Linked DNA regions of Homo sapiens: region 2 is linked to region 1. The links are chromatin loops, found by intact Hi-C in ENCODE. Cell type or tissue: PC-9. All regions are shown on one strand. Links, peaks and the distances in the headings refer to the core of each region. The heading gives the core; the rest is flanking DNA.

Evidence for each region. Hi-C counts contacts between places; a loop is a spot of excess contacts. Peaks named below come from ENCODE experiments on the same cell type or tissue, not always from the same donor. Only the 100,000 strongest peaks of a DNase experiment are listed, where the experiment ranks them.
Region 2: it touches region 1 in a loop (6-fold over the local background); 4 of 110 quality-filtered maps call a loop at or near these places.

The regions. Positions count from the first base shown.
Region 1 is chr6:15,053,319-15,069,784 of GRCh38, reverse strand. No RefSeq gene overlaps it. Among named protein-coding and RNA genes, the nearest start is that of JARID2-DT, 180 kb to the left of the region's middle. RefSeq lists an enhancer at 2,338-3,537. In PC-9, for the core only: no CTCF peak of the experiment used is centred there; a DNase peak (open chromatin) is centred at 7,174.
Region 2 is chr6:15,446,000-15,462,465 of GRCh38, reverse strand. It overlaps JARID2 (jumonji and AT-rich interaction domain containing 2), which reads right to left. Exons shown (of 18, transcript NM_004973.4): 4 at 10,291-10,460. Among named protein-coding and RNA genes, the nearest start is that of DTNBP1-AS1, 92 kb to the left of the region's middle. RefSeq lists enhancers at 836-1,493, 14,198-14,698. In PC-9, for the core only: no CTCF peak of the experiment used is centred there; DNase peaks (open chromatin) are centred at 5,765 and 6,455; H3K4me3 peaks cover 753 bases; H3K27ac peaks cover 1,827 bases.

The DNA.
Region 1 (16,466 bases), core at 3,342-11,341:
AGTTTCAAAGCTCCAGATCTCTTTCTGATTCCCTAATATGCAAGTATACAAGATTTCATTCCATAATTAAATTAAAATAGTTTATCCACAATAAAATCTGGGAAAATCAAACAATGTTTATCTTCTCCTGGGTTTATTTATTAAGACAAACTCCTCTAAGGGAGGTGGAGCAAGATAGCCAAATAGATCCCTCCAGCAATCACCCCCACTGCCCTTGCAGGAATACCAGATTGCAGAACTATCCACACAAGAAAGCACCTTCATAAGAATTAAAAATCAGGCATCCTCTCCACCCCACAGCCACTACCGCTGTGGCATGGTCAAAACCAAAACCAAAGCCAAGGCCGGGTGTGGTGGGCCACACCTGTAATCCCAGCACTCTTTGAGAGACCAAGGTGGGCAGATTGCTTGAGGCCAAGAGTTCAAGACCAGCCTGGCCAACATGGTAAAACCTCATCTCTTCTAAAACTACAAAAATTAGTTGGGCATGATGGTGCACGCCTGCAATCCCAGCTACTTGGGAAGCCAAAGCAGGAGAATCGCTTGAACCCAGGAGGCAGAAGTTGCAGGTTGCAGTGAGCTGAGATCGTGCTACTGCACTCCAGCCTGGGCGACAGAGTGAGACTATCTCAAAAAAAAAAAAAAAGAAAAAAGAAAAAAGAAAAAACAAACAAACAAACAAACAAACAAAACCAAAAAAAAAAAACCAAGTGTCATTTTATGAGACAGATCTCAATAATGGAACTTACAGCTCATCAGGGTAGGGACACAACTCGGCACAGTAAAAATGAACCCCAGGCACCGTCTCCAGCATTTCCTGAGGTTTTCAGGAGTGAGACCAACCCTAAGTAAATTCTGACTGTCTCCAATGCTCCAGGAATCTAACTGAGCCCATAACCTTTTTTTGGTAGTGTTACGGTGAATTTTATTTTCACTATGCAATTTTTGTTATATTCTGGTGATTGCTAGAATTATGTATTCACTGTTATATCATAATAAGACTCTTTATGCATGTATGATTTTTCACAAATACCTTTTATTAATAAAATTTCCTAATTTTACATGGTTAAAAGTGAAAGTGGCAGATCTGTAGTCTCATGATCCTCTGCTATGATTTATTGGTGAATTGCAAAAGTTAATGTAATTTAAAGTTGGCTCAACAAGGGGGTATTGTACTATTAGAGTCCATATTTCCAATGTGGCCTCAAATATATATAGTGACATTTGAAATGAAATATATTAAACTTAACAAAAAAGAGACAAACTCCTTTAATTCACCTTAAGTTGGGAAAAAGAATCAGAACCAGTGTATCAGTTAGGCAGCTTTCAGTTTTAACAACAGCTCAAATTGATTTACACAATAAATGGAACATAAACAGGCACGGTGGCTCAAGCCTGTAATTCCAACACTTTGGGAGGCCAAAGCAGGCGCATCACCTGAGGCCAGGAGTTCAAGACCAACCTGGCCAACATGGTGAAACCCCATCTCTACTAAAAATACAAAAATTAGCCAGGCGTGGTGGTGTATGCCTGTAGTCCCAGCTACTGGGGCAGCTGAGGTGGGAGAACTGCTTGAACCCAGGAGGTGGAGGCTGCAGTGAGCCGACATCGCTGCATTCCAGCCTGGGCGACTGAGCAAGAATCTGTTGCTAAATAAAGAAATGAATGAGCTGGGCGCAGTGGCTCATGCCTATAATCCCAGCACTTTGGGAGGCCAAGGCTGGTGGATCATGAGGTCAGGAGATCGAGACCATCCTGGCTAACACAGTGAATCCCCATCTCTATTAAAAATACAGAAAAATGGGGCCGGGCACGGTGGCTCATGCCTGTAATCCCAGCACTTTGGGGGGCCGAGACGGGCGGATCACGAGGTCAGGAGATCAAGACCATCCTGGCTAACACGGTGAAACCCCGTCTCTACTAAAAATACAAAAAAATTATCTGGGCACGGTGTCGGGCACCTATAGTCCCAGCTACTCGGGAGGCTGAGGCAGGAGAATGGTGTGAACCCGGGAGGTGGAGCTTGCAGTGAGCCGAGATCGCTCCACTGCACTCCAGCCTGGGCGACAGAGCGAGACTCTGTCTCAAAAAAAAAAAAAATACAAAAAAATACAAAAAAATTAGCTGGGCATGGTGGCGGGAGCCTGTAATCCCAGCTACTCAGGAGGCTGAGGCAGGAGAATCGCTTGAACCGAGGAGAAGAACTTGCAGTGAGCCGAGATCGCGCCACTGCACTCCAGCCTGGGCAGGAGAGTGAGACTCCCTCTCTAAAGAAAGAAATGAATGAATGAATGAATGAATGGATGGGTGGAATATATTGGCTTGCATCTACTGGAAAACCCAGAGCTAGGGCAGGCTTCTTGTAGCTCAGGGATGTCTCCGAAGATCCTGTTTCTCTCATTCTCTCCTCTCTGCCTTTGGTGGCTCTGCTCCATCCCCGCTCATCTCAGGGTCACAAGATGGCTGCCGGTAACTCCTGGACTACATGCTCCCTGTTGATATGTGTTGACAAAGGAGTCACTCAAAGACTAGGAAACTTCCTTCCTGAAGTCCCCAGCAATGTCTGCTTGTTGACCTAATCCAGTCTCTGGCTAGGGGAAAGGAATAGGCTGATCGGCTTCCTCTGTATCATATACCTCAGTCCTGGCGTTGACCCTCAATGACCAACAGAGACCAGGGCCTGCAGGAAAGGGAAGGGGAAATGACGCTGGGAACGGACCGCATTCAAAGTTTAACTGCAGCAGCTTACAGGTTCTTGATGGCGGATTCCTCACAGACTTCCCAGAAACATTGCGCATGGCGGTTGAGAGAAAAGGGTCAGTGAGAGGGGAACGGAGAGAAAGAGAACAGAAATCACACTGTAGGCACACGTTGTCAGGATTTAGCAATAATTCTCTAACCAACCCAAAGTGTCCGTGGGTGGAAAGTTGAAAATCATGTCCTGACAAAGCTGGCTGAGTCATCCCTACCCTCCAAGGCCTTCTTCCTCCTCCCTATTTATAGGACACTCTTCCAAGCCGCTGAGAGCTTCACCCTCTATTTAATTTTTCTTATGTTTATCTGACACTCTAGCCGTGGGCTAGTACCTCCCCACACAATGAGGGGTGGATCCTCCCAGAAGAACCTCCTTTAGGAGACCACCATTGCACTTAGTTCTCAACAGTGAGGGGATTGGCCTGGGATGATCTTTAAGCAGTCTCAGCCTCATTTATTCGACTTCATTCATTCGTTCGTTCATTCACTCACTCATTTTGCAAGTATTTATTGAGTGCCTATCACGTGCCAAGCATTATTCTATGCACTGGGTTGACAGAATTAAATAAAACTCTCAAAGTCTCCATCAACGGGAGCTTTCATAATAGAGGAGAAGATAGGAATCAAAAAAATATATTTACACTATAAAGTTAGGAAATGATAAATGCTATGAAGAAAAATAAAACAGGATTAGGAGCAGAGAATGTGGGCGAGGGGTTATTGACTGTGTTAAGGTGGTAAGGGAGGTCCTTCCTGAGGAAGAACCAACACACACAACCTCACAGTGACAGAGAAGAATCCCTGAATAATTAATTCATTAACTGATTGAATAGACCCAGAGCTGGGGACTCCCTCAGCCCTTTTCCCAGAAGAAGGCCTGTTTAGTTCAGTCCAGATTAAGTATAAACTCTTTGGTCTCCAAAAGAGGGATGAAACAAGCCATTCTACCTTAAAATTGAAAGGGCAAAAATGCAGAGGAGTAAGTATATAAATACTAGCTTGCCTTTAAATTCTTTGCACATTTGCAGAGAGCTTTATGAGTGGAGGGGTGGTCCTTAGAGTAAATCTGCCTTTTGGCAAATGAGCATTTTCTCCAAATGGGCCCAGATGGACTATCTTCCCCTCACTCGAGGGCTGGTTGGTGACGCCCATGTGGATGCAGGGGATGAAAGCACCAATTTGACCCAGGCATTCTTTGACCTACATGTTTATGTGGGGATTAGGAGTAGAATGAGTTGTCACTGAAAATATGTGCTTTGTGTATTTAGAAGATAAGTATTTTTTTTTATTGCTAATTAGTGTTGGGCTCACACACATTTGTCATGTTGCTATGTCAGATTCATTTGTCCTTTCAAACCCAACTGCCTTAATTAATCTTTCTCCATCCACTCTCTGTTACAGTCCGGCTATAACTCAGACTGCTGGGCTCTACCCTAATGGGATTTCTACTCAGGAAACCTTGAATTTTAAAGCTAAATCTGGTGTTCAAGAACATCTCATTGGGTCCATCCAAGCCCTAGCGTCACCCTGCCATAGTGAACTCCTGAAATGGGGAAATAGGTGAATTGTCTTGCTCACATTTTCTAAGACTTGGCCTTGGTGTCATTTTTTTTCCATGAAGCATTTCCTAAATCCACCCAAGAATTGCAGAACCCTACTTTCTTGGCACTCACAGAAGAAAGACCTTTACCTGTAGATTTCAGTGTCTCTGTTTTAGTTGGAATTTTATTGCAAATGCTTGTGATATGGTTTGGCTTTGTGTCCTCACCCAAATCTCATCTTGAATTGTAAAACCCACGTGTCGAGGAAGGGACCTGGTGGGAGGTGATTGGATCATGGGGGAGGTCACCCTCATGCTGTTCTCGTGACAGTTGATAGTGAATGGGCTCACACCTGGCCAAGTACTTAATAATTTTATCAAATCTCATCCGACTTATATGTTTCTTAAAAGACAAGTGGAATCCAACCCCAATAGAAAAACCTAACTGACGGTAAATCTAGAAAATTCTGGTAAATCTGGTAAATGCTGGTAAATCTTAGAAAATTCTTTTTTTTTTTTTTTTGAGGCGGAGTCTCACTCTTTTGCCCAGGCTGGAGTGCAGTGGCGCAATCTTGGCTCACTGCAAGCAAGCTCCGCCTCCGGGGTTCACGCCATTCTCCTGCCTCAGCCTCCCAAGTAGCTGGGACAACAGGCGCCCACCACCACACCCGGCTAATTTTTTGTATTTTTAGTAGAGACGGGGTTTCACTGTGTTAGCCTGGATGGTCTCGATCTCCTGACCTCGTGATCCGCCTGCCTCGGCCTCCCAAAGTGCTGGGATTACAGGCGTGAGCCACCGCGCCCAGCCAAATCTTAGAAAATTCTGTCATTGATTTTATTTTTTCCTGAAAAGTGAAAAAAGACTCTGACTGCTCAATTTTAATAGCGGAGTATCTTTTGAAACAATAACGTGATAATAAATTTGCAGCTGCGTGTGGTGGCTCATGCCTGGAATCCAAGCAATTTGGGAGGCTGAGGTGGGAGGATTGCTTGAGCCCAGGAGTTTGAGACCAGCCTGGGCAACATAGGGAGACCCTGTCTCTATATTGAAAAAATTTTTATTTTAAATATAAAAAAAATAAGTAAGGGCTGGACTCAGTGGCTCATGCCTGTAATCCCAGGACTTTGGGAGGCAGAGGTGGGTGGGTTGCTTGAGTGCAGGAGTTCAAGACCAGCCTGGGCAACATGGTGAGACTCTGTCTCCACTAAAAATACAAAATAATTAGCCTGGTGTGGTAGCGCTTGCCTGTAATCCCAGCTACTCAGGAGGCTGAAGCAGGAGAATCACTTGAACCCAGGAGCTGAAGGTTGCAGTGAGCCTGGATTGCGCCACTGCATTCCAGCCTGGGTGGGTGACTCTGACTCTTTCTCCAAAAAAAGAAAGAAAAAAAGAAAGTATATTTGAGAAGTATTATCCTAACAAATAAGTATTCCAGTATAAGTGATATTCTGACCTTAAAAAATAATATCTCTTCTCTATATGGGCTCATAAAAAATAATAAAAATACTATGACATTTGTATATCATCTTACTACTTACATGGAACTACCATATTGATTCTATTATTTGACCCTGAAAAGTAATGTCAGAAGCAATTATTATAATTATAACCATTTAAATGATGAGGCAAGTGAGAATGAGTTAGATTGTTCCCAGGCGTGCATCTTATTGGTAGAAGAGTTGGTGGACAGGCCCAGATCTGCCTTCCAAAACCCCACATGTAGGCTGGGTGGGGTGGCTTATGCCTGTAATCCCAGCACTTTGGGAAGCTGAGGTCACTTGAGCCCAGGAGTTCAAGGCTGCAGTGAGCTATTATTGCAGCACTGCATTCCAGTCTGGGTGACTGAGTGAATGAGATCCTGTCTCTAAAAAAGGGAAGTGCGTGCATGCGCGTGTGTGTGTGTGTTGAGACAGGGTTTCACTCATGCCACCCAGGCTGGAGTGCAATGGCACCATCTCGACTCACTGCAACCTCTGCCTCTGAGGCTCAATGGATCCTCCAACCTCAGCCTTCCAAGTAGCTGGGACTACAGGCTCATGCCACTGTACCTAGCTAATTTTTGTATTTTTCATGGTGATGGAGTTTCGCCATGTTGTCCAGGCTGGTCTCAAACTCCTAAGCTCAAATGATTGGCCCACCTCTGCCTTCCAAAGTGCTGGGATTACAAGCATGAGCCACCACACCCGGCAAGCTTCAATTGTGCTTCCAGGGCTCTTAAAGTATCTGTAGACCCAAGATGTCTGGGGGTGGAGGTGTGTGAGGCAGGGCCAGGAGGTAGCACCTCTGATGGGCCATGGTGATAAGATTGAGACCAGGGGAGGAATTAGGCCACATGCTAGCCTCTGGTCTCTGGTTGACTTTTCTTGTTTCATTTGCCCACGGCTGGTTATCCCAACTGCCTCTGACAAAGATTTTTCAGCGACCATAATCAGGCTGATCCCACAAATAAGCTCAAGCTAAGAATAAATGCAGCGCTGGGGAACATGAACATGAACATGAGCATTAAAACCAGGATCATAGTCACCACAGGCCCATAGTTCCATATCTGAAATCCTTGGAGCCACATGGCTTTCAGGACTCAGGGTGTTACCTACCACTGCTGGTGGACTCTCCTGCAGTATTGTGCAATCAAGCATCTTACTATTTCTGAAGCCAAAGGATAGATATGCACATGGAATGAGACAATGTCTATAAATAGGCTCATGTCAGTTCAGGCCAGGTCAGGCCTTGACATGCAATGAGTTATGTAGTAAGTTGTGGTTTGGGGAGCTTCTTGAATTTCAGCATTGTGGATAAGGAATAATAGACCCTTATCCGTGTAATGCCATCGTCACGCCATTTTCTCCTCATTACTCATCTCAAAGACAAAACATCTTCTTGCTGGAGTTCACAATCGCTAGTGTTCGATTCCTTAGAAGGACATGTGATGTCATCATTCTTGGGATGCCTCTTAATATGGGAAGGCCCAGTTTTTGACCCTGAAGAATTACCTTTAGATGTTCAGCTTAGGGAAGTGTGGCAAATGAGCAAGTTCTCAAGAACGGTTGGAATTTTGTAGACTGAGGGGCCTGGGCGGAGTCCCTCCATGTGACAGCTGTGGCAAGAGCAGGTGTTCACTTTCTATAAGGGACGGATCAGGGAGACAGATGGACTGCAGCACAAGCTTTGTGCCGGGAAGTCATGATTTGAGCTGGGTGACAGGCTGCCAGGATTATAAAATGAAGGGTTTGGGTTACATGTCTTAAACAACAAAAAATCACTGAAAGTTTTTGGGCAGAGACTGATGGAATAAAAATGAGTCCTAAGCTGGGCATGGTGGCTCATGTCTGTAATCCCAATAATTTGGAAGGCTGAGGTGGGAGGATCTTGAGTCCAGCAGTTTCAGACCAGACTGGGCAACATAGTGAGACCCCATCTCTACAAAAAATAACAGGACATGATGGTGCATGCCTGTGGTCCCAGCTACTCAGGAGGCCGAGGTGGGAGGATCGCTTGAGCCTGGGAAGTTGAGGCTACAGTGAGCCACTACTTCACTCAGCCTGGGAAACAGAATAACACCCTGTCTCAAAAAAAAAAAAAAAAAAAAAAAGGCAGCCAGGCACAGTGCCTCACACCTGTAATCCCACGAATTTGGAAGGCCGATGTGGGCAGATCACCTAAGGTCAGGAGTTTGAGACCAGCCTGGCCAACATGGCGAAACCCCATCTCTACTAAAAATACAAAAATTAGCCAGGCATGGTGGCACATGCCTGTAATCCCAGCTACTCAGGAGGCTGAGGCACGAGAATTGCTTGAACCGGGATGTGGAGGTTGCAGTGAGCCAAGATTGGCCCACTGCACTCCAGCCTGGGCGACAGAGTGAGACTCTGTCTCAAAAGAAAAAAAAAAAAAAAAAAAAAGGAAACTGCTCACTGTTTGCTGAATTTAGCAACCTGGCCCAGCATTGGAAGCTCTGTTCTGCTTTGTCCTTTGCCTGAAATGCCCTTCCCGGGCTCCCTCCCGGGTGTGCTCCCATTCATCTTTCAGGACTCAGCTCAAATGTCACCTGCTTTGTGGAAGGTCTCCTTGGCCTCCCTGGGGAGCACTCACTGCTCCTTTCTCTATGCCTTTGCAGGCACCTGAGGGCACTTCTCTCATTTCACTGTGACTTCCTCCAGGGCAGGCTCTAAGTCTCTTGTTTTTTGACTGGCATGTGGCACAATTCTTGGCCCCCAAGAGTGCTAAGTAATTGTTAGCTGAATAAATGCCGCTGATATGTCTTCTATCATCTCTTAATATTTTCTCAGTTCCCTATTTTTTGTTTGTGTTTTAAAATGGATCATATCTATGTAATGGGAATGGTAAATCTCATGTGGGTTAAATTTTAGGACATAAGAGTTATCATCAGCTTCCAATAAAGAACCATGGATGGCTGGGTGTGGTGGCTCATGCCTGTAATCCCAGCATTCTGGGAGGCTGAGGTGGGCAGATCTCTTGAGGTCAGGAGTTTGAGACCAGTCTTGCCAACATGGCGAAACCCTGTCTCTACTAAAAATACAAAAGTTAGCTGGGCATGGTGGTGGGCACCTGTAATCCCAGCTACTTGGGAGGCTGAGGCAGGAGAATTGCTTGAACCTGGGAGGCAGAGGTTGCAGTGAGCTGGGATCGTGCCACTGCACTCCTGCCTGGGTGACAGAGTGAGATTCCACCTCAAAAAAAAAAAAAAAAAAAAAAGAAAGAAAGAAAGAAAGAAAAAAAAAAGAGAGAGACAGAAGACAAAAGGACACATAAATAAGAATACAATGTGAACACAAAGGCAGGGATTGGAGTGAGGCAGCTACAAGTCAAAACACTGACTGCCAATACCTACCAGAAGTTAGGAGACAGGCATGGAATGGATTCTCTATCAAAGCCTCCAGAAGGAACCAACCTTCCTGTCACCTTGATTTTGGACTTCCTGGCCTCCTGAACTGTGGGAATAGATTTAAATTCGAGGTAATTTCTGTGATAATCCTAGGAATTTTTTTTTTTTTTGAGACAGAGTTTTTTTGCTCTTGTTGCCCAGGCTGAAGTGCAATGGTGCAGTCTTGGCTCACTGCAACCTCCGCCTCCCGAGTTCAACCGATTTTCCTGCCTCAGCCTCCCGAGTAGCTAGGATTACAGGTGTGTGCCACAACTCCCAGCTAATTTTTTGTATTTGTAGTAGAGACGGGGTTTCATCATGTTGGCCAGGCTGGTCTCGAACTCCTGACCTCAGGTGATCCACCTGCCTCGGCCTCCCAAAGTGCAGGGATTACAGGCGTGAGCCACTGCGCCTGGCTAACTCTAGGAAATTAATACAAATGCCATTGGTCTTATTTTATTTTATTTATTTATTTATTTTTTTGAGACAGAGTATCACTGTGTCACCTAGGCTGGAGTGCAGTGGCATGATCTTGGCTCATTGCAACCTCAGCCTCCCAGGTTCAAGCAATTCTCCCTGCCTCAGCCTCCCAAGTAGCTGAGACTACAGGCGCCCACCATGACACTGGGCTAATTTTTGTATTTTTAGTAGAAACGGGATTTCACCATTTTGGCCAGGCTGGCCTTGAACTCCTGACCTCAGGTGATTCTCCTGCCTTGGCCCCCCAAAGTGCTGGGATTACAGGTGTGAGCCACAGTACTCGGCCATTGCTTTTATTTCAAGCGGTGTCATTTAATGGCCCATGGAGATATCAAGAAGCAGTGTAGCATAAAGGTTAGGGGCTCAGGACGGGAGTCAGACAGTCTGGATGTAGTTTCAGCTCTATTCTCTGAACTTGGATTTTTTCATCTGAAGGATGGGGTGATATAATATTAGTAGCTACCTGCTATAGAATGACTGTTTTTGTCCCCACCAATATTCGTATGTTGAAATCATAACCCCTAATGTAATGATATTAGGAGGTGGAGCTTTGGTAGCTGATTAGGCTGTAAGACAGAGCTCTTATGAGTAAGATTAATACCTGCTATGGTTTGAATATTTGTGGCCCCCCTCACCCAGATTCATAGGTTGAAACCTAATCTCCAATGCAGTAATAAGAGGGATATGACTTGGTCATAAGGGTGGAGCCCTCATGAGTGAGATTAGTGCCCTTATAAAAGAAACCCAAGGGAGCTTCTTCATTCCTTCTGCCATATGAAGACACAGCAGGAGACACAATCTATGAACCTGTAAGAAGGTCCTCGCCAGACATCGAATCTGCTGGTACCTTGATCTTGGACCTCCCAGCCTTCAGAATTGAGAGTAATACATTTCTTTTGTTTCTAAATTACCCAGTCTAAGGTCTTTTGTGATAGCAGCAGAACAGACTAAGACAGTGTCCATATAAAGGAGACCCTCCGTGGGGTGGGGACAAGGATTGAAAAACTACCTAGTGGGTACCATGCTCATTATCTGTGTAATGGGTACTCTAGAAGCTCAGCACCTACCAGAACACATTATTGCAATATACCCATGTAGTAAATGTGCACACGTATCCCCTGAATCTAAATTTTTTTTAAAAAAGGAAAGACCCTGGAGAACCCCTTGCTCCTTCTGACATTTGAGGTTTTAGCAAGAAGATGGTAATCTGTGAACCAAAAACAAGCCCTCACCAGATACTGAATCTAGTGGCACCTTATCTTGTACTTCCAGCCTTCAGAACTGCGAGAGAGAGAGAGAAAAAAAAAAAAGAATGTTATTTGAACCACCCAGTCTATAGTATTTTTGTCATAGCAGCCTGAACAGACTAAGATACCAACATGTAAGACTCTAGCAGGGGCCGGTGGAAATTGAGACAATAGATGAAAAGTATTTATATGCATACAGAAGACACTCGATACATGTTATTAGTCAATTATTAGGTGGAGGCAAGAGTTTACTGGCCTGCAGATGCTATCATCACCACAAGGGCAATATATTTGAAAGCGGTATTTAACCCTTAAGCTGCACCCAACTTAAAGCAGCTATTTTTCTTTTTAACTTCTTTCTATGTGTAAAGCCTATTTCCTTTAGGTCATATATTTGTACTGATTTGCAGGCATCTGTGAAGTTATCAGAATAATTGAATTTTAGAGCTTATCAGTCATCCAGTAGAGTGTTTTCCACCCGGGATACCCAGAGGGCTCAGCCTCCCTGAATATGGTAATAGGAGTCCTCAGGCTTTTTTCAATACGGGCATACTTCCTTTTATTGCGCTTCACCTTAGTGCATTGCTTCTTTGCAGATACCTCTCTCTCTCTCTCTCTCTTTTTTTTTTTTTTAAACAAATTGAAGGTTCCTGGCAACCGTGCTTCAAGCAAGTCTATCTGTGCTGTTTTTCCAACAGCATGTGCTTACTTCCTGTCTCTGTGTCACATTTTGGTAATTCTTGGAATATTTCAAACTGTTTCATTATTATTATGTCTGTTACGATGATCTATGGTTAAGTGATCATCTTTTAGTTTGTTTGCTTGTTTTTTGTTGTTGTTGTTTGTTTGTTTGTTTTGATGGAGTCTCACTCTGCAGCCCAAGCTGGAGTGCAATGGCACGATCTCGGCCCACTGCAACCTCCGCCTCTCCGGTTCAAGCGATTCTCCTGCCTCAGCCTCCTGAGTAGCTGGGATTACAGGCATGCACCATCACGCCTGGCTAATTTTGTATGTTTTTTAGTAGAGATAGGGTCTCATCATGTTGGTCAGGCTGGTCTCAAACTCCTGACCTTAGGTGATCCACCCGCCTCAGCCTCCCAAAGTACTGGGATTACAGGTGTGAGCCCCCGCACCCAGCCTATTTGCTTGTTTTTGAGACTGGGTCTCACTCTGTGCCCAGGCTGGAGGGCAGTGGCATGATCTTGACGCACTGCAGTCTTGACCTCCCAGGTCAAGCAATCCTCCTGCCTCAGCCTCCCATCTGGCTGAGACTACAGGTGTGTGCCACCATGTCCAGCTAATTTTTGTATTTTTTGTAGAGATGGTGGTCTCACCATGTTGCCCAGGTTGGTCTCAAATTTCTGAGCTCAAGCAATCCTCCCACCTTGGCCTCCCAAAATGCTGGGATAACAGGTATGAACCACTGTGCCAAGCCTATTTGTTTGGTTTACTTCTCTTACTATCATTCCCAAATTGGTGATCTTTGATGTCACTCTTGTAGTTGTTTTGGGACACCATGAACTACGCCCATATAAGATAGCAGACTTAATTGATAAATATGTGTGTGCTGACTGCTTCACCAACTGGCTATTCTCCCATCTCTCTCCCTCTCTTTGGGCCTTCCTGTTCTCTGAGATGCAATCATTTGAAATTAGGCCAATTAATAACCCTACAATGGCCTTAAATGTTCAAGTAAAAGGAAGAGTCATATGTCTCACTTTAATCAAAAGCTAGAAATGATTAAGCTTAGTGAGAAAGCCATGTCAAAAGCTGAGGTAGGCCCAAAGCTAGGCCTCTTGTGCCAAATAGTTAGCAAACTTGTGAATATGAAGGAAAAGTTCTTGAAATAAATTAAAAGTGCGACTCCAGTAAACACACAAGTAATGGGAAAGTGAAGCAGCCTTATTGCTGATACGGAGAAGGTTTTAGTGATCTAGGCAGAAGATCAACGTAGCCACAATACTCCCTAGATTCAAAGCCTAATCCAATGAAATGTTTTAACTCTTTTCAATTTTATAAAGACTGAGAGAGGTGAGGAAGCTGCAGAAGCAAAGTTTGAAATTAGCAGAATTTGGTTCACAAAATTTAAAGAAGCTGTCTCCATAACAGAAAAGTGCAAAGTGAAATTTAATAGCAAGTGCCGATGGGGAAGCTGCAGCAAGTTATCCAGAAAATCTAAGATAACTGATGAAGGTGGCTACACTAAACAGCAGGGGTTTTTTTTATCTTTTTTTTTTTATTTGAGACAGAGTTTCGTTCTTGTTGCCCAGGCTGGCGTGCAATAGTGCAGTCTTGGGTCACTGCAACCTCCGCCTGCTGGGTTCAAGCAACTCTCCTGTCTTAGCCTCCTGAGTAGCTGGGATTACAGGCATGTGCCACCATGCCCGGATAATTTTGTGTTTTTAGTAGAGACAGGGTTTCATCATGTTGGTCAGGCTGGTCTTTTTTTTTTTTTTTTTCTCATCATTGTTGCCCAGGCCGGAATGCAATGGCATGGTCTCGGTTCACCACAACCTCTGCCTCCGGGGTTCAAGTGATTCTCCTGCCTCAGCCTCCCGAGTAGCTGGGATTATAGGCGTGCACAAGCACGCCCGGCTAATTTTGTATTTTTAGTAGAGACGGGGTTTCTCCATGTTGGTCAGGCTGGTCTCGAACTCCGGACCTCAGGTGATCTGCCCGCCTCTGCCTCCCAAAGTGCTGGGATTACAGGCATGAGCCACCTCGCCCGGCCTGGTCAGGCTGGTCTTGAACTCTTGACCTCAGGTGATCTGCCTGCCTCGGCCTCCCAGAGTGCTGGGATTACAGGCGTGAGCCACCTCGCCCAGCCAACAGCAAGTTTTCAATGTAGGCACAATAGCCTTATATTAGATGAAGATAAAAAAAGAAAAAAAAAAAAAAGAAAATCTTGGCTATCACTAAAAATAAATAAATAAATAAATAAATAAATAAATAAATAAATAGGCCAGGGGCGGTGACCCACGCCTGTAATCCCAGCACTTTGGGAGGCCGAGGCGGGTGGATCATGAGGTCAGGAGTTCGAGACCAGCCTGGCCAAGATGGTGAAACCCCCGTCTCTACTAAAAATAAAAAAAAAAAAAATTAGCTGGGTGTGGTGGCGGGCACCTATAATCCTAGCTACTCGGGAGGCTGAGGCAGGAGAATTGCTTGAACCCGGGAGGTAGAGGTTGTAGTGAGCCGAGATCGTGCCACTGCACTCCAGCCTGGGTGACAGAATGGGACTCCATCTCAAAAAAATAAATAAGTAAAATACAAATAAATAAATAAAGTAAAATAAAGGGCCAGGCATGGTGGATCATACCTGTAATCCCAGAACTTTGGTAGGCTGAGGTGAGCAGATCACTTGAGGTCAGGAGTTCAAGACCAGCCTGGCCAACGTGGTGAAACCCAGTCTCTACTAAAAGTACAAAAATTTGCCAAGAGTGGCGGTGGGTGCCTGTAATCTCAACTACTCAAGAGGCTGAGGCAGGAGAATCACTTGAATCTGGGAGGCAGAGGTTGCAGTGAGCCGAGATCACGCCATTGCACTCCAGCCTGGGTAATAGAGCAAGACTCCGTCTCAAAAAAAAAAAAAAAAAAAAAAAAAGAAAAAAAAAGAAAAGAAAAAAGGAAAAAAGAAAGAGGAAAATCCCATTTTTTTCTCATGCTTAAAAATCAACTCCTCAGTCTCAAAAATAAATAAATAAATAAAAGGAAGAGAATGCCATCTAAGACTTTCTTAGCTAGAGAGCAGTGCCTGGCTTCAAAGCTTCAAAGGACGGGCTGACTCTCTCGTTAGAGGCTGATGCAGCTGGTGACTTTACGTTTAAAGCTGCTACTCATTTACCATTCCAAAAATCCTAGGGTCCTTAAGAATTATGCTGAAGCTACTCTGCCTGTGCTGTATAAATGAAACAACAAAGCCTGGATGACAGTACATCTGTTTATGGCATGGTTTACTGAACATTTTAAGCCCACTGTTGAGAAGTACTGCTCAGAAAAAAAATAAATAAATAAATTTTCAAAATATTACTGTTTATTGATGATGCACCTGGTCATCCAAGAGGTCTGAGGTCTGAGGGAGATGTATAAGGAGATTCATGTCGTTTTTGTGCCCCTAATACGGCATCCATTCTGCTGCCCGTGGATCAAGGAGTAATTTCAACTTTCAAGTCTTATGATTTAAAAAGATACATTTTGTAAGGCTATGGCTATAAAATCATAGATAATGATTCCTCTCAGGAAAGGATTCACCATTCTAGATGCCAATTAAGAACAATTCATGATTCATGGGAGAAGGTCAAAATATTAACATTAATAGGAGTTTGAAAGAGGTTGATTTCCAACCCTCGTGGATGACTTTGAAAGGTTCAAGATTTTAGTGGAGGAAGGAACTGCAGATGTGGTAGAAACAGCATGAGAAGGCCAGGCATGGTGGCTCACACCTGTAATCCCAGCACATTGGGAGGCTGAGGTAGGCAGATCACCTGAGGTCGGGGGTTTGAGACCAGCCTGGCCAACATGGTGAGACCACTGTCTTTACTAAAAAAAAACAAAAAATTAGCCAGGCATCGTGGTGCATGCCTTGGGAAGCTGAGGCAGGAGAATGGCTTGAACCTGGGAGGAGGAGGTTGCAGTGAGCCAAGATTGCGCCGTTGCACTCCAGCCTGGGCAACAAGAGTAAAACTCTGTCTCAAAGAAAAGAAAAGGAAAGAAACAGCAAGAGAAATAGAAGTGGAGCCTGAAGATGTGACTGAATTGCTGCCATCTCATCAAACTTGAATGGATGAGGAGTTGATTTTTAAGGATGAGAAAAGATTGGGATTTTCCTCTTTTTTTTTTTTTTTTTTTTTTTGAGACTGAGTCTCACTCTGTCACACATGCTGGAGTGCAATGGCATGATCTCGGCTCACTGCAACCTCCACCTCCCAGGTTCAAGCAATTCTCCCACCCCAGCTTCCTGAATAGCTGGGATTACAGGCACCCACCATTATACCCAGCTAATTTTTGTATTTTTGTAGAGACGGGGTTTCACCATGTTGGCCAGGCTGATCTTGAACACGTGACCTCAGGTGACCTGCCTGCCTCGGCCTCCCAAAGTGCTGGGATTACAGGCGTGAGCCGCCGTGCCTGGCCAAGAATGGGATTTTTTTTTTTTTTTAGACGGAGTCTTGCTCTTGTCGCCCAGGCTGGAGTGCAATGGTACAATCTCGCTCACTGCAACCTCTGCCTCCTGGGTTCAAGCGATTCTCTTGCCTCAGCCTCCCGAGTAGCTGGGATTACAGGCGTCCACTACCATGCCCGGCTAATTTTTGTATTTTTAGTAGAGACAGGGTTGTGCCATGTTGGCCAGGCTGGTCTCAAACTCCTAGCCTCGTGATCCACCCGCCTCAGCCTCCCAAAGTGTTGGGATTACAGGCGTGAGCCACCACGTCTGGCTAAGAATGGAATTTTCTTGAGGTGAAATCTTCTCCTGGTGAAGATGCTGTGAACATTGTTGGAATAACAACAAACATCTTACAGTACTACATAAACTTAATCGATAAAGCAGCAGCAGAATTTGAG
Region 2 (16,466 bases), core at 3,273-11,272, 390 kb before region 1:
CGTATGTATGTATCAGCACTGTTCAAAGCACCAGAGACTCAAACAGGGCAGCTGTCTACATTCATCTCACATGTTCATGCATGCACAACATGTAAACACAAACTTCCCTAAAAGACTTTGGGACAAATATAACATGTCCAGTGCCAATCTCTGCCCATTCCTGGTCTGACTTTACAACTTATTAGGGAAGAAATTAAAACAGAATTTCCCAATTCGCATTCATTTGCCTACCATCCTAAAAGTATTTGCCAGATCCAGATGCTCCATGTGCTATTATTATCTGTAAGGTGACTTGCATTCATGTCTTAAATAATTTATCTCCATTGTATCAAGACAAAATTACTATCAATTGCCCTAAAGGAAAGGTAATGGTTAAAATTAAAATGAATGTAAAACGTTCACTTAATGTCCTTTCTGGTATGAAGAGGGATTTGTGTAGCAGAGATAGGGAAGCAGCCCTCAATAGCATGAGCAAAACACAAAGGGAATCCCTATTCCTTACTGAATACGGAGGTGCCTATCCAATCATGCTCATCTTGGGAATGTACTTCTTTTTAAATAGGTATTTCCAAAAAAAAAAAAAGATACCATCACTGAAGGGACTCTACATGGGATCCAAGACTCCAGGATGAGGCCATGGCTCTGGGAGATGCTTACTTGCCATGAGACTCGAGGTTACTCAACTGTATACAGAGCATAATGTCTTCAGTCGAAACATTTTTATGGCTCCAAACATAGGCAAAAGCAAGCTGAGTGACTCACAGTAAGGTGATATTATTATGCTCATAGGTATAAAATCATACTGTCATTCTTTCCATAGGTGACAGCATATCTTCTTTCCCAAATAGGAAAGTAACTAGATTGGTTGGTGACCAGAATCTGGGAGACAGGGGATGAAAATGCAAAATGAACTCAATGGTTAGAATAAGCTGAACCTTTGGTCTTTGTTAAGGAACAAGGAGGGATGACGCAATGACCTCCTAGATGCATGGCCAGTCTTTCCTTCAGCAACCCTCCCTCCTCCTCCTGGATTACAGCTCTCAAGAACTAGTGCAAACAAGCACCCAGGTGTGCCTATCTAATCCCACAAATAGGAAATTCCCGACATTAGGGTAGTATTCTATCTGCAAGTGCAATTAACATGTGGGACTTCACAAGGAGAATACAATGGTTATCATACCACCTTCCCTCCCAATCTCCTATTCCCACGCTAATCTAGCATCTTTGTCATTGAAAACTGTAACGTTCCCCTTACAACCCTTCCTATATTGTTGTCTGCACTGGCAATTTAAAACACATTCAAATACACACCCAGTCAAATGCCACAAGGTCTATCTATGGTTCGCTTCATCTCACTGAATATAGAAATCATACCACATAGCAGCAGCCATGATGGTGCTCAAGCCATCACGGTATTATCTCAAGTGGAGAAGAAGAAACCAGTAAGAAAGTGAACATTCTGGCTGGGTGCAGTGGCTCACGCCTGTAATCCCAGCACTTTGGGAGGCCAAGGTGGGCAGATACCCTGAGGTCAGGAGTTCAAGACCAGTCTGGTCAACATGGTGAAACCCCGTCTCTACTAAAAATACAAAAATTAGCTGGGTGTGGTGGGGCACGTCTGTATTCCCAACTACTCAGGATGCTGAGACAGGAGAATACCTTGAACATGGGAGGCGGAGGTTGCAGTGAGCCGAGATCACGCCACTGCACTCCAGCCTGGGTGACACAGGGTGGGAGACTTCGTCTCAAAAAACAAAACAACAACAACAACAACAACAACAACAAAATGAGCATTCTAACAGCCACTACAGACAACAGTCTTTGTGCGAATCATGTGAGGCCTTCCTCAGTTCCCAATGGAGAAGCTGAATACTCAACTTCCCTGCGGGACACAGACACCAGGGACTTTAGTGCTATAAATGAAACCCCTTCAGTCAGCAAGGTGCTTGGCCAACAAAACAGCACTGCCATACTTAAAGTCTTATTTCCATGTTCTCTAAGTGGATTTCAGAAAGACTCAAGGACTCTCTAGAAAGTAAGGAGAAGGCCAGAGATGACTCTGAGAAGTACTACTGAATCTGTGCCAGTACTCACTGGCAGCAAAAAGGAAGCCTGCCTTATCTTCAGGGAGGGCACAACATGGTCAGAGGCCAGCTGGCCTGTAGCAGGGAGAATCCTCACAGCAAAATGACCTACAGTCTTATTAATAACATCTGATCAACGTCACAGGGCCAATAAAAGTGATCCATCCTTCCCCTCCTCAGACCTCAAAAATTTCAGGGTTTCAGATTTCTTCATTATTAACTGATAAACTATCCCAACAAATGAAACAGGTAACTGACTCTAGGAGAAAACCAAGCATATGCAGAACGTTAAGGCCACTGAAAGCCCCTAGGCAGTGATGACACCGTTCTCAAACATACACTTTCACTACTGCTGCTCTCAAAAACTAAGATGCAACAACTCCCAGAGACCCTCAAAAAAAGTTGTGTACCACTGGAGACAGTGTGATTTCCTCCCCAAAGAGTTTACATAATGTAAAGTATTCCCATTTTGCTCAAGGAAGCTCATTATTAGCACCATAGTGTTCCTTGCAATTGGGGGATTACTTAATTGCTTTCTGGCAGGTTAATCCCCTTTCATTCTGTGACCTCTAAATCACCCCAGGCTTTTGCATTTGCCCTACTTAGAAATCCTAGTCCTCAATACTCAAGGCTAGGACCACATCAAAATATGTGTTCCTTGCCAATGAGGCCAGCAACGCTCTTTAGAAAAAACACCACAGGTTGGCTGTCTCTTCTATTACCTGTGGCCGATTCAGCTGGTCTTTTAGACAGTTCCACCTAAATCCAAAATCTAATAATCTTCCTCTCCACTACCTCTGCCTCAATTCACTGGAAAAAATGGTAAATAAATGTACAGTTGGACCTCTGTATCAGACACTTCTGCACCCATGGAATCAACCAACTGTCGATCAAAAACATTCAGGTAAAAAAAGGGACGGTTGCATCTCTACTGAACACATACAGACTCTTTTTTTCCTTGTAATTATTCTCTAAACAATATTATCTAACAAATTTACACAGCATTTACATTGTATTAGGTATTATAAGTAATCAAGAGATGATTTAAAGTATACAGGAGGATGTGCATACATGCAAATACCATGTGCCATGTTACATAATGGACTTGAGTATCCATGAATTTTGGTATCAAAAGGAGGTCCATAAATCAGTCCTCTGAGTTATCAAAGGATGCCTATATGTGGATGATCGCCTCAGGTATCAATTCTGGGCTATTTCATACCCATTAGCTCTGCAACAACTATGTGCTATAGACTCTAGAATATCCATTTCGCAGATGAGGAAGCTCAGGCTGAGAAATATTTAAATCATCTGCCCAAGACATGCCAGCCTTCTGCCAATGCCCCTAGAAAGAACTCCCTGCAGCCTCAATCGATTTTCTGCAGAGCTGCCAGTAACATCTTCCTAACCTCATAGGTGTATTATGATGTCACCCCTGACTTGAAGAACGCCAAGGGATACTCCAGTAACTAGCCCAGGGCATGCAGAATCTGAGGCTTATCCTAACTTTCTTGCTTTAACTCCAGGACCTCCAACATCAATCCATGCCTTGGCAGTTGCTTCTGCAGAACCCCTTCCCAGCACTATCCTCTTTCTGCAAAGATTCCTAATGCACTGTAACGCGGAGACCCGCAGCAAATGTCAGCATTCCTTTGCAGCCATCCCAGGGCCTCTCCCTTCCTGCTTTAATGGGTACACACTTCTATCCCAGCATTTTCACGCATTTATTGTTATATCCTCAATTTCACCCACCACCAATACTGCTTTCCTGTGTCTAATCTGTTTTCTAGGTGTCTAGCATACAAAAAGAGTTTAATAAAGGTTTGCTGAATTAATTAGCAACTGAATGACAGCTGATCACTAAAGATTCTGTAAGACAGAAGAAACAAAAGGCAGGCAGTTCCAAAACAAGACAGCATTGCTTCACAACGGCTGACAGTAAGGATATTTACGAGGAACTCCCCATAATAACACTCTCTTCACTGTGCCGAGCCGTGACGCTGAACTGTGATGCCCACGGTCATAGGAATGAACTGTGTATGTAGGTTTGCATGCTTCAGGAGTCCCCTTTGGGAATCCCCTTGTTTGCAGTGCCCCGTAAAGAGGAAAATGTAAATAAGAGAATCATTTAACCTGCCAGTGCTCTGCTACATTAAGCTCTTTTTAATCTGTTAATAATCATAGTCAGAACAAAGAGGAGACGACAGAACTCATTAAGAATAACCAGAGTGGTGACAGGGAATACGGCGATGGTACGAATCACTGCATGCAGCAAGCGCAAAACCCTCTTCCCCGCGTGTGCCAGTGAAAGATACTAATTATGCCTCTGGCAAGAGACATGTGGACCCCTTCAAAGCAGCTATTTAAAGATAAATACACTGCGGGCAAATACCTCGGGCCGGCTGCACTATTCATCCCATCCTCCTTTCCTGTAGAAATTTTAGGTCACAATATTAAATAGGAAATGAAAGAGCCTTGCAGACTTAGCTGGTAGTGTCTTAAAACAAATTTGTTTTAGATTTCTAAAGCTTTTAACCTCAGAATGACTAGCTGGGTGTTTACATATCTATACTAATCCCAGTATTAATAGTATAGGGTTTTTCCTCCCCATCTCAAAGATTTCTCACTGTCATTAACAGATAACAAACAAGGTTTAAAGAACTCCACTCGCTGTCTTTCCCTTGGCCTCACGATTTATTCTCTTCCAAATCCCAAAGAAGTGCCGAGAATATTAAAGGTAATAATTGAGGACTGGAGAAGGGAAAAAAAAAAAAAAAAAAGACCTGGATCCTTAGCAACAAACATCACTTCCAGGTGTTTGATTTGCTTCCTTCATTATTTCTGCAGCCAGACTTTCTTCCCTATAAATAATGAGCATATTAAAGACTGCCTTCTTTACCCCTCACAGTGCTCGCTGTCACCCAAGGGTGATGGGCTGACTGAGCTCTTTATGGTGAACACTAGAGGCTTGGGGATGTGACAAGCTATGTTTGCTTTGGAATCAGCACGAAAAAAGAACAGAATTAGGATGCAGGTGTAAGAAGGTTAATCGCATTCCCAACTGTCAACTTTGCCTGAAAGGGCTTCAACAAGGTGAAGATTTAACTAAGGATATGCGTCATTAGCAGTGGATATCAAAAAGGTGGAAATCTCTCTAAATGTGCATCAGGAATTAGATAAATTATGAGACATTCACCAAATGGAACATAAGCTATTAAAATGAAATGACAGGCATTTTTGTGACAGTGTTAAGTAGGAAAATCAGACTGCAAAAACGAAAGTATAATGCAATATCATTTCAGGAAAAATATGTATTATACATGCACACAGAATGCTCAGTAAAATAGTCACAAACAAGGTAATTAACAGCGGTCGTCTCTGGGAGATGGTGGAGATGCTATTTTGAATGCATTCTTTTGCCTACTTCTTTACCTTTCTTCTGCCAATATTCCCAAGATGAACAGGAACTACTTTTATGATTGTAAAAAAAAAAAAAAAAAAAAGCTTAACATCCTGTTTTTCTTAAATTAAAATGGAAATAAAATTATTAAAGTACCACAACAACAGGGATCACTATGTAACCTTTGTACACACTGAAATACAGGTTTTAATTAGCTCAAGAAACTACCTATCTTGATGCTATCTAGATATCCTAGATAGAAAAGATGCTATCTAAGGCCACCAAATCCATCAGATTTTCAGGGTCATGAAGCTATAATAAGCATCATCTGTCATTTGGGGTTTGTAGAGTCAGATCAGGTAAACACACTTATCCTCCCGGGAAAAAAAAATGGTATTTTAAAGCTAGGATGACTCATTTTTAATACCTCAGATCTAAAAAAAGTATAAAAGAAATAGCAAAACAGTACAATATTGTATACGAACAGAAAAACAAATAACAAAGCCTATTTTTATTGCCTAGCTCATATATGAAATTCATTTCCAAAGGTTCAGAGCATTTTTTTAAATTTGTTTTAAACATCTCCTAGGCTTTAATTATTTAAGCCTTTTTTGTATTTGACATCTAAAAGAAGTAAATTTTATCTATGAAAAGATGATTCTCTTCTGTCTGGAATCCTGAAACTTCAAAGCCAGGTACTTACTTGGTAATGTTTTCTCTAGATGGCATTTATTTGAACAATAAATAAGCATGCCTCCGCAACTAAAAGACTCTCCAGGTTTCCCAGAACCTCAGAAAATATAATGTTATAAGATAGTGCACGCACAAGTACATGTAGCACAAACACACATATTCCTCTCTACACAGAATCACTGAGACATTCCCTGATGGGTTTCTCTCCTTCTCTACCTTTGAGAACTAAACACAACAGTCACAATTGCGCCATAGTAAAGACCTGCATAACTAAATTCCATAATCAACAGAGCAATCTTCAGACATCCTAATGAAACGGGATTGGTGGACTGGTGGAGGCAGAAACTATTATTTCATTATTTACTAAGCAAAATGCCGACAGCAATTTTAGACATCAAAATTCCTTTCCCAAAAGTAGCCAAACTAGTTAAGTCATAGTTACTCTTTAAAGAACCTGGCTTCGCCGGGCATGGTGACTCATGCCTGTAATCCCAGCACTTTGGGAGGCCGAGGCAGGCAGATCACCTGAGGTCAGGAGTTCGAGATCAGCCTAACATGGTGAAACCCCGTCTCTACTAAAAATACAAAAATTAGCCAGGCGTAGTGGTGGGCGCCTGTAATCCCAGCTACTCGGGAGGCTGAGGCAGGAGAATCACTTGAACTCAGGATGCAGAGGTTGCAGTGAGCCAAGATCGCGCTGTTGCACTCCAGCCTGGGCGACAGAGTGAGACTCTGTCTCAAAAAACACACCTGGCTCCAATTACGTTTAAAAGCCATGCATATTTAGAAAAGGATACCAAATTATGGTTAGATAGGAGGAATAAGTTCTAGTGTTATATCCCACTGTAGGATGCCTACAGTTAGCAACACCCAGAAGGAGGATGTTGAATGTTCCCAACACTAAGAAATTATAAATGTTTGAGATGAGATATGCTGATTACCCTCATCTGATCACTTACATGTATCACAAAATCATCATGTGACCCATAAATATGTACAATTATTATTTGTCATTTAAAAAAAAAAATTTTAAGCCACGCAAGACCAAAGTCACAAATTAAGAGTCCCATATCACCATTGTTTTTTTTTTTTTTTTGAGACAAAGTGCCACTTAATTGCCAAGGCAGCAGTGCTGAGGCACAATCATGTCTCACTGCAGCCTCAAACTCCAGGTGTCAAGGATTCCACCGTGTCAGCCTCCACAGAGATGGACTATAGACGGCACAACCAAGCGCGGCTAGATATACCTGAATCACATTGCTGCTGATCCTTCAAAGATTCCTTTAGGGCAAATACATCCTTCTGAGTACACATCCCACTCGTTCTCCATTCCTGATCATCACACCACACTCTACCAGCCTCACAGTCTAGTGGCCATGTTCTTCTCTCTATATACAGCCAATCCAGCACAAGATTCTGTCATATTTAGTTCTCACAGCTTCCTTTCCATCTTCATACTCAACATGCAAGATCAGGAGAATCTTTCAGCCAAAATCTATGTAAAAACTAAGGCATGTTGGCTCATGCCTGTCATCCCAGCACTTTGGGAGGCCAAGATGGCATGAGAATTGCATGAGCCCAGGACTTCAAGACCAGCCTGGGGAACACAGCAAGACTCCTTCTCTACCAAAAAAAAAAAAAAAAATTGCTGGGTGTGGTTGCCTGCGCCTGTAGGTCTAGCTATTGGAGAGGTTGAGGCAGAAGGATGGCTTGAGCCCAGGAGGTCGAGGCTGCTTAGAGCCATGACTGTGCCACTGCACTCCAGAAGTGGACAACTTCTTATTTTGATATGAGACAAGACCCTGTCTCCAAAAACAAACAAAAAAGCTAATGGAGATAAACTGGTGGGAACCCCACCTACCTCGTATCTCCCTGTTTTCAAGGCTCAACAACCGACAAGGGCTACAAAATTTCTAACAAATACATTAATAACTCTCCTTTCTTATGTGTTAAGAATCACCAAGAACTATCCTATAATGTCAAAATTTCCCCCCCAACAATTCAGTCCCAAAGCCAATTAGTAAGGCAGGGCAATTGGGCAAGGAGAGGGGGTGAGGAGCAACCATATGGGGTGTCAGGGCTGAGTTTCCCATCGTGGGGGCAGCAGAGAAGCAGAGATGGGAGGTGGATTACACTGAAAAGACAGAGCAAGTAAGTATATTAAGGATTACAGGAGCCAAGTTCCTCAGGGATGAATGCACATGAACCTCCCTTAGTGTTAAATTGAAATTGGAGGTATGGCTGCTAACTCACGGATTTTAATATACACAGAACTTCGGATAGACCCTTATAAACATGCAACCTCAGTCTACTAAGAGCACCTGGGAGAAATGACATTCCCATAGTTCCCAGCATCCCTAGTGCCCAGATCTTGGCTCCTCAACAGCACTTATCCCTATAAGAAAGCAGTGCTCCTTGAAGACATGGCCAATTCCAGGACTGAGGGCGGGAAAGTACACCATGAGCCTGGAACATTTTGTTGTGCCAGAAGCAAGGCTGGAAGGATGACAGGGACATGTCAAATGGAATAAAAAGCCAGCCTGATGAGGATCCACGGATGAGGCGGTGATCTGGGACAATCTGAACATCAGAATACATAATAGGAGTAACAGATTATAACCCTTTGAATAAAATAGGAAGCCCATACGCATACAATTATGATAAAGATGATGAGAAGTATGTACTAGTTTCAAAGAATATCCTCTCTTAACACTTATACACTGCAAAGGCTGAGACGGGCAACTTTACTCCTAACAGGCCCACCACAGTCGAATGATCAGCATGAACACGAGTGTGGAAAGGGAAGGACTGAACTGTGTATCCCCACAGAGGACCCAACAACAAGGAGGAGGAATCACTTCCCTTGTGGCATTCCTGCCAAGAACACAAACCAGAATGTAATCATGAGGAAACACCAGGCACCCAAATTAAGGGACATTCTAAAAAATAATTGACCTGTAATTTTCAAGTGTTGAGGTCAAAGACAAACAATGAGGAACTCTTCCAGATTAAGCAGACTACAGACAATTAATGGCATCGCCTAATTCTGAACTGGGTCCTTTTGCTCTAAACTTGGACATTACAAAGCACCTTCAGAACAAATGTGAAACAGAGGTTTGAGGACTGCATGGGGGCCACGTATCACTGTGAACTTCTTAACTTTGACAGTTATAGGAAAATGTACTTATTTGAAGGAAAGACACACTAATGTATTGAGTGAGGGATGATGGGTGGAAACTTTTTAAGGTTAACTTAAAATCTGTCTGTAATAATAAATTATCAAAATATTTATCAAATAAAAGTGACTATGAACCTCAAGGTTTTCCCACAGATGTCCAATAGCAAAGGCCCTCTCCTTCTGCTCATTTTCTCTCAAATAACCTCACCCAAGGAACTCTCTGCATTCAGGACTTCCTAAATTTTCTATCATTCCTCCAGAAATGACTCCTTATTCTCTCAATCTTCTGTGTTCTTTCCTCACAGCTATTAGAAAACTTAGTAATAAGGAAACTGCAACAAACACTTTCACAAATAACTCTATTCAGCAGATCCCAAATCCACCTGGCCTCCGTTAACTGGTCCGAGTTGAAACATGGACCAGTATTTGCACTGTCAATTAGACTCTGAAAGTACCAGTACTGTTTTCCTTAACGTAATATAGGGCTGAGAGAACCGTAAGTCCCTCATCACCATGGCTTATTGACAGGCCTTAGGAAGCACAAAGAAAGGGGCCTTCACAGCCCCAAAGTCCTGCATCAAAAAAAAACTGCCTTACAAAACAAGTCAGCAATGTGTGTGTGTCAAGGTGGTGGTATGGTGCAGAGAAATCAAATTAGAAGTCAAAGTTAGAAACTGCATAATTGTGCATTGAGAAGCCAGGAAGTAGGGTGTTAAGAGTCATATTAAAAAGGAAATAAAACTTAACTGATGGTTCAAAAGCCACACCCAGCACACACTCTCTCGGTGGGATTTCTCACTTTCAATTCCCCCTCAACCCAGGTTGGGGACAGAAAAATGAACATGGCAGAGAGTAAAGCTAAGGTTACTCCACGTAGACCTCAGGCTTACATGTAGATTCCACGTAGACCTCCGCCGATGGTTGCAAAGTCTTACCTCGAAGGCAGAGAAAGGTAAGAAAATCTTCTGTCTTAGGCTTCCTTTTAGAGAGGTCTGATATCTGAGTAGCTGGAGGGGGTAGCAATGGCTCCACTATCTTTACTGGAGTTGTGCTGGGACTATTCGGCTGAGACTGAGCAAACTTCCTTTGTGCTTGCAGCCTGGGCCTGCAAAAGCAAAAGAAAATTAAAAATAAATTAAGCAGAGACTGGAGGATATAGGCCTACGTGCGGCAATAAAATCATGACACATAAGGGGAAAAAAGATCCTATTTCAAGCAAACTCTTCCTAATTAAGGTTCTATATCTCTCACACTCTCATAAACCACAGGCCTACTTTCAAGCGCAATAAATTTGGTTAAAGGACTATGTTTTGTACATGGATATAAAATGTGTGTCATGGACATGTGTATACATGTGTGTAGAAATACATGCCTATGTACACACTATGTTTGCCTGAGTATTTAAAAACTACACACGGTATCTGACATCATCAGCTTAATGGTGTTCATTTATTTCCACTGACAGTAAAGAAGAAAACACTACATTATCCTGCTGTATTTATATACATCCTATACGTCCATCTAACGGGGTCACAAATCCATACCCACATCTCTTCTGTGTCATTACATCCAGGTCACCTTTGCCTATTTAGCCATCAGTGTCCCTGTCGCCACTTCTAAATTCGGCCACGAAAAGTTCACTACAACAATTCAAGTTTGTACTACAGAAAAAAAGGTATGTCTCTAGTCTATCTACGCCCCCTCCAATCCCAAATTCTGGGTTACCCTCTGCCAACAAGGTCAAATTGCAACTATTTGGTAGACATTAAAACAGAAAATAGCCCTAATCTACTCTTCAGGCTTCTTTCCCATTACAATCCTATGCTAACTCCCTAACTTACCATTTGTTAACTACAGAGTACATTTCAATTCCTTTCACCTGAATATCTTACGTAGAAATTCCTTTCTATCAAAACAAATCCTAATAGATCTTGGAACAGTGTTTTGTTTGTTTCTTTGTTTGTTTGTTTGAGATGGAGTCTTGCTGTGTTGCCACCTCAGCTCACTGCAACCTCCACCTCCCAGGTTCAAGCGATTCTCCTACCTCAGCCTCCTGAGTAGCTGGGATTACAGGCGTGCACCACCACGCCCAGCTAATTTTGGTATTTTTTGTAGAGGTGAGGTTTCACTATGTTGGCCAGGCTAGTCTTGAACTCCTGACCTCAGGTGATCCACCCGCCTTAGCCTCCCCAGTCTTGACCTTCCAAAGTGTTGGGATTACAGGCGTGAGCCACCACACCCAGCCCAGTTTGTTCTTTTTTAACACAGTAGCCAATAAGAAATTTCCCTTTCTCTCCACCAATAAATACACGAACATATTTTTGCTTTACATACAATCAACTTGATATGTATCGTCAATTGCCTAATAGTCCCTCCTCCTCTAATCGTAAAGGTCTCCACTCACGCAATAGTGAGCACTTGCAAGGATGAGAAACTGGGCCCTACTTTAAACTGTTCACCTAGACCTGCTCAGAGAGGTATTTGAAAAACATTCTTTGAGGGCAGGAAAACAACAACAAAAAGAACCAAGAAACAGCCACACAGTACAGGGATTGAAATAGACCTCATCAGAATCCCAAACACTACGTAGGATGGATAATGCAATGCCACTCAAGACAATTAACTAATAAAACTAAATAAGTGCCGGGCGCAGTGGTTCATCCCTGTAATCCTAGCACTTTGGGAGGCCGATGTGGGTGGATCATCTGAGGTCAGGAGTTCCAGACCAGCCTGGCCAAGGTGGTGAAACCCCGTCTCTACTAAAAATACAAAAATTAGCCTGGTGTGGTGACACGTGCCTGTAATCCCAGCTACTCAGGAGGCTGAGGCAGGAGAATCGCTGGAACCCGGGAGGTGAAGATTGCAGTGAGCCAAGATCACGCCACTGCACTCCAGCCTGGGCAACAAGAGCGAAACTCCGTCTCAAAAATAATAACGAATAAAAAAAACTAAGTAAGTAAAAGAGAGCAGATGTATTCCCTTAAAGACATGGTTGGGAGTGGATTATATAAAATAGTAAGCATTTATCTTAAACTGTTGATGCTCAAAATGCTGTAACATTTAAAAAAAAATTATACTATTTAACAAATTCCTACAAGAAAATACACAATGATTGCCTACTTCATCAAAACTAATACCTTTAAATTTAACCTCATAAATCCTCCACACTCCCGAAATATAAAGTACTACAATGTTATGAGGAATTTCCAATCTCATTTTAACCTTAAATTCCCTTGTATGTCCTAAGCAGTGTCTACTCTTGTCTCCCCTATGACCATCGAAAACACCACCGTCTAATAATATTCCTGATACAAACTGACAATCCACCAAAACGGACAAAGTGTGACTCCAACTACTTAGTGGGTAATCTATAGTCCTTAAAAAAAATCTACAAACAATGTAGGTCATTCAGAGCACTTTTTTTTTTTATTTTTAACCTTTTTACTGAAACTGGGTCTCACTGCACCCAGGCTGGAGTGCAGTGACGCTATCATAGCTCACTACAGCCTCAAATTCCTGGGCTCAGGAGATCTTCCCACCTCAGCCTTGCTAAATGCTGGGACTACTGGTATGTGCCACCACACCCAGCTGTTTTTGGCTTGTTGCTGTTGCTGGGTTTTTTTTTTTGATAAAGACAGGGTCTCCCCATGTTGCCCAGGCTGGTCTTGAACTCCTGGCCTCAAGCCTATCTCCTGCCTTGGCCTCCCAAAGTGTTGGGATTACATGCATGAGCCATGATGCCTGTCCCAAAAAGCACTTTAGAACCCAGGAATAACTGATATGAAACAGTCACATTAACAAGGCAACAGCAGGAAGTGAATCAAGTTTAACAGAAATTCCCTAGTGTTATTTTTTAAAAAATAAGGGGGAGGGTGGGATCAGGCAATGCCACTATCTCTATGTCATGGGGAACAAAGAGAGCTTTTTTGCAACCAACTGCCTGCCTCTATATAAGTCATGACAGACCAGAAGCCCAGAGGCAGGATCTTCACATGGGACAATGAAGTGGGGGGCAGTTAGGGTGACGGGGATATTCCGACAATCACAGAGCTTCATCTATCACAGATGAGGAGCAGTTTTCTGCTTGGTTGTTTTTCCCCTTTTAAATTTTCCATCTGTTACAAATGTCTTTTTTTTTTTAATTACATAAAAAAATAGAACAAGGGGGCAAAAAGCAATTTAAAAAGACAAAACACAAGCCTAATTTATTGGGACTCAACAGACACAAAATCATTCCATCAAACTGCAGAGGTTTCTCAAGGCTGGCTCTCAATTTCTGTATCAATTCACAGGCACCTGGTGATGGCCAGGTCTCGAGCACACAGTGTCAGAGGAGGGAAGGCTACAGAACCCTTGGTCCACATTCCAACCAGCTGCCAGGTAGACTGACCCAACACAACTGCCCTGCTTTTCCCATGAGGCTTTCCTTCCCACCAACCTCCCAGACTGTTTTAAAACAAAGGAAATGTTGTGCCATATTTAGAAAAATTGCTGGTTTTTAATTCTACTGAAAAGTATTTTTAATTGGCAATTACATAATATATACATCTTCATTTGAATGGACGCAAATCGCACTCTGAGTATTGCAGGAATTTTATAGAAATATTGCCTGCATGTTAACAGGATGTTAAGGGTTTACAGCTTTTTTAGAAGTCAGGGAAAACAAACCCTATACACGATGAGAAGATTGTGCAGCGACAATGAGAAACAAACAAGTAAACACAGACGAAGCACAGACAACGGAGCGAGACACTGTGAGATATTTTACAATTTCAGGACCTCAAAGATAAACTGCTCCTACCAATGCTCAAATAAAAGGTGCTTGGTGCCTAATGACTTTCCCAGTGAGGCTATGAAAAATAAGGCAATAACACATTAAAAAGTGGCAGTAAAATAAATTACCCCTTAGAGGAAGAAGCCAAGCTCCCAAGTGATTAAACATTTGTGAGACCCAGATGAAACCAGGAACTAAAGAACAAGACAAACCAATATCTTTTATAAAGAGGCCAGAAGAACCTGTATTGTCTAAAAAGGGTAGGTCTGCAGTGTGGCTTTTCAACCTGCAGAGTCCCGTGGGGATTAAGAGCCCCATACAACCAAAGAGCTTGAATGGCACAGCCAAATCCTGAGTAAGCCCTCTAAACAGTACAGACAGGCTTCAGGGACAGGAGTTTCCTTCTAGAATGCTGGATATAGGAAAATGGAAGAAAGTGATTTGGATGTGCTGAAAACTCACAATATTTGCACCTAGAGATGCTAATGGCAGGAGCAGCAGAAGCCTGGGGTAAAGGAGGAGGTCACCTGGCAAGCACGAGGAGAAAGGTGAGGCTGCACCCAGCCTGTGGGGCCTCAGCCCTCCAGGGGAGGCGGCATACCCGCCCACCACACCATTTATTTCCTCACTCCCTGCCATCAGCTGACTGGCATTTTCAACAGAATACTACCTGCCATTCCATTATTACAGCAAAAATGAAAAGAACTGGGATAAAAGAGGTTCAGAATCACTGTGGGGTTGGGGTGGAGAGAGCACGGGGTTCCTGGGGTTGAAGAGGTAAAAACATAAATGTTTGAGAGAAAAATAAAATACGTGCCCTCCCAAGCCTTGGGCCTTGCATGTAGTCAGGATGGGCCTTCCTGCCCTGGGTAACACAGCCCCAGAGAAGGTGTGTGTCCTTCACACGCACCACGGAAGTAGCAATCATGGTGTAATTTACTTTCATGTGTTTTTTTTATTAATTCTTCAAGGAGATCCCTTACAGAAGACACCTTCATTCCAGGAACTCCACATGTACCCTTTATGTCAATGAAACCAATTAAATCAAGCCCTCCAGCAAGCCAAGGTGAAAAGATCAAATCAAGTAAATGTAAACCAGCAGAGGAAGAAGTATGTTGATATATTCAGAGGATAACATTTTATTTACAATATGGTACAACATAGGGTTGGCGCAGTGGGGGTGAGGGAATAGATGTTTCAGATCAGATCATCACTGGGGCGTGTATGTGAATTAAAAGACTACAAAGTTCAAATAAGTTCAGAAGAAGACGGATACGAGCTGCTGTTTGGGGAAATAAGAAAGGCTGGTCACTTTGTTATGTTCAAGGATCTTAATAAGATCCCCTTCACTGTACACATGAGTAACTAGGAGAAGGGTGAGACCCACCCTGGGTCACATAGCTTGGATGGCAAAACAAATAGGAGCAGCAGACGAACCTATGGGTCCCTATGTGAGAGCTGTCTCTGTCATGCCACGCCACCTCCACGTGGCAGGTTAGGCAAAGCCTTGTGAGCACAGCCTTCTGGTGTGCACTCCCTCACTAAAACCTGCCAGGCCAAGGAGCTCCATGGTCCCTCATTCATAACCAAAATCAGCCCCGCTGAGTGAACACCATTTAAGCTGTCTCAAAATAAAAGGTGTTAAAATGAATGACCATTTACGGATTTGATCCCATAGAGTATATGGGAGTGTATGGGAGTGTATGGGATCCCATAGAGTGTATTTTATGTGGCAACAAATGGCCTAAGACAAAGGTAGGGATTGCAGGAATGGTCCAAGGGGATCTTGCTTACTCCAAACAGCTCCTTCCATCTGGAATACTCTTTCTCTTGCCATGCCTGGCGGCTTCTCATCCTCTAGGCCAGATAAGAGAAGCAAACAATCCAGGCCTGTTACTCTGTAATAGAGGCCACTTCCCGCACAGAAGCCTCTGCACAGAAGTCACCTCCTCGGAGAGAGGTGACCATCCTAAAGCAGTACCTCATGCATAACCAGCCACCTAACCCCAAAGCCATTGCTCTGCCCTTCTGTTGGTATACACAAGACTCTCTACTGCAGTCTCCTCTTTCTGGTCCACTTCTATATACAGGCCTTACCAAGTCTAGAGGACAAGGCCTCCATAGATGCTGGAAAGGAGGAGGGGAGGAACACTATACTGCTATAGTTGCTGAGAATTATACAACCCATCACTCATGATTTAGGAATCACAGAATACAGTACACACATGGTATCTGAGCAGAGGGGCAGACTGAATGGCAACTCAGAGGAAAAGGGAGATTGGTGCATGTTTGTGAAACAGATCCAATAGCAACAGGAGAGGAGGAGCCTTGGTATTG